Regions from separate parts of the Homo sapiens genome. Here region 1 is linked to region 2. A link is a loop called in an ENCODE intact Hi-C map of the cell type or tissue named here. Cell type or tissue: PC-3. All regions are shown on one strand.

Evidence for each region. Peaks named below come from ENCODE experiments on the same cell type or tissue, not always from the same donor. Only the 100,000 strongest peaks of a DNase experiment are listed, where the experiment ranks them.
Region 1: it touches region 2 in a loop (6-fold over the local background); 4 of 110 quality-filtered maps call a loop at or near these places.

The regions. Positions count from the first base shown.
Region 1 is chr11:23,012,403-23,014,902 of GRCh38, reverse strand. The region is part of intron 4 of LINC02718 (long intergenic non-protein coding RNA 2718); the gene reads right to left. All of the region lies in intron 1 of LOC124902646 (a long non-coding RNA gene), which reads right to left. Among named protein-coding and RNA genes, the nearest start is that of CCDC179, 150 kb to the right of the region's middle. In PC-3, a CTCF peak has its summit at 1,196 (motif pointing left); DNase peaks (open chromatin) are centred at 1,062 and 1,782; H3K4me3 peaks cover 1,098 bases; H3K27ac peaks cover 2,337 bases.
Region 2 is chr11:22,919,595-22,922,094 of GRCh38, reverse strand. It overlaps LINC02718 (long intergenic non-protein coding RNA 2718), which reads right to left. Exons shown (of 11, transcript NR_187210.1): 4 at 1,446-1,577. It overlaps LOC124902646 (a long non-coding RNA gene), which reads right to left and starts at 1,258. Exons shown (of 2, transcript XR_007062623.1): 1 at 842-1,258. In PC-3, a CTCF peak has its summit at 967 (motif pointing left); a DNase peak (open chromatin) is centred at 944.

The DNA of each region.
Region 1 (2,500 bases), 93 kb before region 2:
AAGAGTAGAAGTCAGAGAGATGTTTAAGGAGCATAAATTTATTATTGATTTTGGTATTTACCATGTAGGTTTGTTTCAGTTCTTGGTATCAGATCTTAATAAGATTTTAAACTTTGCATATAAGATAAGAATATGTAAGTAGGCTGATAGTTTATAGTACCATGTTTAGCCTTTATCTATTAAAAAATAAAATTTAGAAAGAAAACTAGTAATTCTTTGCTTCTAGAGAAGAAAAAGTTTGTTTTGAAGGCTCAAAGACATTTTTCAGGAGCTTAAAAAGCATCATAATCACTTCCACATTTAAAAACCTTTTGAAAATATATAACAAATTTTTAACAACTTTTTAGAGAAGTGTTTATGTAAGCTTTTGAAAATTTTAGACAGTTGTGTTTTGGCAGCCTAATCTTGGTTTTCAATATTCAGTAAAAACAGAAAAGTCTCCTTACTGTAAAAATTATTAATAACAAAGAGTACAATTTTAGTTGCTTTCTGCTTAGTTTTTGACTTATACGAGTAATTCCAAAAATGGGAATTATTATAATTCAATTAAAACATGAATTGGCAAATCTGATTGTAGTACATATACCCAAGAACTTTTAAATAGTGATATGTTTAACATCTTGGTTGACAGACAAAAAATTATGCAATAAAACTAATGAATGTATTGCTGATTTAAGTTTCCAGATTTAATTTAATTATGTTAAGGAGTGTTTACTATATGTGTGGCACAGTGAGGGCCACAAGCAGGAAACTGCACAGTTACTGGCTTTGGTGGTTAGTGAAAAATTACAACCATTTTGAAAGTATCCATTGAGCACCAACTACATGCAGTGACTCTATGAAAAGCACAGGCTGAATGTCAAAGTGAAAACTGCATGGGTATTGGCACCAAAGAGATTAAGATACGAAAAGATACATAAAGGAGAGATGACTCATTAATTTGTAGAGCAAACTGAAAATAACTTCTTCTTTCTTATTTATATTCTACGACTTGATGACTTGAAGTATAATGTGTATGATACAACATGACTCAAAAGAAAATAAAGGAATTTTTATTGTAGAAAAGATGAGGAACACAAAGGGCTTTCAGGGTAGTAAAACTACTCTGTGCGATACAATAATGGCGGATATATGTCATCGCACATTTGTCCAAATCCACAGAAAGTACAGCACTAAAAGCGACCCCTATTGGAAACTATGGACTTTGGGTGATAATAATGTGTCATTGTAGGTTCACTGACTGTAACAAATACACCACTCTGGTGCAGTATCTTGATAGTGGAGAGGCTGCGCCTATGGGAGACCAGGAGACAAGGCAGATCTCTCTACCTTTTGCTCAGTTTTGCTGCAAAAGTAAAACTGCTGTAAAATATGAAGTCTATTTAAATTTTTTTACAGATAAACTAAATAATATTTCAAGTACAGGCATGCCTCATTTTATTGTTCTTCACTTCATCACCCTTTGTAGATATTGCATGTATTTTTTACAGATTGAAAGTTTGTGGCAACTCTGCATTGACCAAGTCTATTGGTGGTATTTTTCCAACAGCATGTGCTCATTTTACCTGCATTTTTAAAAACAAGGAACTTTTTAATTAAATTATGTACTTTTGTTGACAAAATGCTATTGCACACTTAATAGACTAAAATATAGTATCAACACAACTTTCCTATGCTCTAGTAAACCAACAAGTTTGTGTGACTCATTTCATAGCTATATTTGCTTTATTTCAATACTTAATTTACTGTGGTGGTTGGGTATGGAACTGGCAATATCTCCAAGATATGCCTGTACACTCATTAAATACATCCTGGAAACCGCAGTTTCTAGGCGTAGACTAAGAATGTGGCTTTTGACAATTGCAGGGGAATAAATATCAATACCTCAGTATTTAATAAGATCAGGGCAAGTTTTCCAAATAACAAGGCCTGAGAAAGATTTCCCTTTTGCTCTGAATAAAAGAAGGCATACATTTTATACTGGACTACAATAAAACAAATACATTGATGATATTCCCATAGCTATATCTTTCTTTTGGAAGCACAATTCCACTAATGCAGTTTTAGGAAGTATCTGAATGCTTCATAGATAAAATGTAGACTATCTAAAGGACGTGTTCTCAAATTGTATAAAGAACACACCCAAATGTATGTGGAAGTGTGCAGGGACATCAAAGTCATATTTTACTCAAAGTTGAATCATTTTAAAGATTAATTTTAATTTAAAAGAAACACACCTTTCATGGGGTAGTATGCACAATTAGCATCATTTCACCCTTAAAAAAGGAAGGAAAAGGGAAAAAGCATGAAACTTCTAAGAAATTTCACTCTCTGTTTGCAGCAAGCCATTTGGCTTTGCTCTTAGTTGCTCATGAGTACTAATTTCCTCTTCTGTCATTATGGTGACTTCAGTGAATATATTTGAAATTGTGATTTCAGAGGAAGAGTATAAGATTATACATGACAATATTTGTGATGTGCTTCACGGGGCTACATACTT
Region 2 (2,500 bases):
AGAATGAAGGACTTCAAGGGCCAGGAGCAGTGGCTCATGCCCATAATTCCAGCACTTTGGGAGGCTGAGGGAGGCATATCACTTGAGGTGAGGAGTTTGAGACCAGCCTGGTCAACATAGTGAAACCCCATCTCTACTTAAAAAACAAAAATGAGCCAGGCCTGGTGGTGCATGCCTGTAGTCCCAGCTACTCGGGAGGCTGAGACAGAAGAATCACTTGAACCCAGGAGGTGGAGGTTGCGATGAGCCGAGATCGCACCACTGCACTCCAGCCTGGGGGACAGAGCGATATTCCATCTCTAAATAAATAAATAAATAAATGGAATTAAGGATTTCAAACCCTTGAAATAAATGGATACATTAAAAATATCAGTAATAAATTTTAGATATAAAGAACTAAATGAAAATTTTAAAACAGTAAATACAATAACTGAAATGTAAAAACTCACTGAATGGCCTTGAAGGCAGAATGCAGATTTCAGAGCAAAAAACCTATGAGCTTGAAGACAGATGAATAGAAATTATCCAATCTGAACAACAGAAAAAAAAAAAAGTGAGAATAAAAAGAGATTCAGGAACTTGCAAGATAGTAACAAAACTTTTAACACGCATTGAGGTCTCAGAATGAGAAAAGAAAATACGATGTGCAAAAAATTTTTCTTTTAAATAATGTGCGAATATTTTCTAAGTTTGACAGGAAACAAGAAAAATTTTAAAAAGCTCAGTAACCCCAAACAAGAGAAACCAAAATAATCTATATACAGACACATCACAATCAAACTGCTAAAAACTAAAAAGAAAAAATAATGTTTAAAGTAGCCAAAGAAAATGGACACATTACCTCTGTAGCAGTGATTCTCAACGGGTCTGATTTTGTCTTCTGAAACAACCCAGGGACATCTAGCAAAGTCTAGAGACATGTTTTATTGTGATGGCCGGGGATAGGTGCTACTGACATCTAGTGGGCAGAAGCAATGAATGCCTCTAAGTTTCCTGCATTGTACAAGAAAGCCTCCCACAAGAATTTCTGGCCCCAAATATCAGTGCTGCTAAGGCTGAAAAACCCTGCTTGTAGGAAAACAACTATTCAAATGACTGAGAATTTCTCATCAGAGATTGTAGAAACCAGAGTGAAGTGGAAAAACATTTTTAAAGCACTGAAATAAAAAAGCTATCAGTCCAGAATTCTTTATCCAGTGAAAATATCCATCAAGAATGAAGATGAAATAAAAACATTGCTAAATGAAAGAAAATGAAGAAGTTGTTGCCAACAGACATGCCATAAAATTATATAAAAATATATGTCAAAAGTAGTAATAATAAATTAAATGAAATATTAAAGGTGTTCAAATAACCCAAAGGAAAATAGAAAGGGGAAACAGACAAATGATGAGCAGACAAAACTAAAAAAAAAAACGTAATAGAGTAAAAGAAGCCAGCCTTACCTGGGCACGCCTGTAGTCCTATACTGAGGAGGCTGAGGCAGGAGGATCGCTTGAACCCAGGAGTTCAAGGTTACGATTAGTTAGGATTGTGCTACTGCATTCCATTCTGGGCAACAGAGCAAGACTCTGTCTCTAAAATAAAATAAAAAGAAAGCAAAGTGAAGTAAAATATTGTTTAAGAAAAGAAGCCGGTCTTAAAGATTACATAATAGATGGTTTCATTTATATAATTTTTTTTGGCAATAACAAAACTATAGTGCTAGAGAACCCCTCAGTCATTATCAGAAGTTAAAATTGGAAGGAGGGTGTACTTGGAAAGGTATTGCAAAAGGGAATTTGGAGAGGTGATGAAATTTTTCTCTATTTCAATCGTGGTGTTGGCTACTCAGATCTATATATGTGTTGAAAGCCATAGAACTGAGAGGAGGTACCAGCTGGGCCTCCTGGGTCCTGCAGGGGCTCAGAAAGCTGTGAAACGCACTCATTTCCTACTTCAGGACTTACTTCAGTCCTGGATGAATAATATTGAAGATATATGCTTAAAATATTCCTAACACCAGGATTTGTGCATGTGTTTTCTTCCCCAAGAAAGCTATAAACAGCGAAAATTTTACTGTAAGTTTCCCTGTGTCCTCTCTCCCTCTCTCCCTTTCCCCTCACCGAAACTAAAGTAAAAGAAATGTTAACTACCCGTTTTTCTGTAACCAGCAGACCTTATCTATACTCCCAATTCCAATTCCTTGTAAACATACTTTGTAAGGTCCTGTAAGATCCTGTCTCCTTTGCCATGCCGCTGCAAGGTCAGAAAGTAGATAAAACCTAAGTTGCAATTCCGGTTTTCCTCAAAATCTAAGACATGTCACAAAATAATTTACTGCCTTTGTTTCTCGCTCTGGTAACATCTTCCTGCCACACGTATTTCCTGCCTTAAAGAGTTTAAAAGGCAATCACCCAAAACCAACAGTGGCTACCCATTCAGGACCCCTTCCATGCTGTGGAAGCTTTGTACTTTCACTCTGCTCAATAAAGCCTACAACTTTTTCTTGCACTCTGTC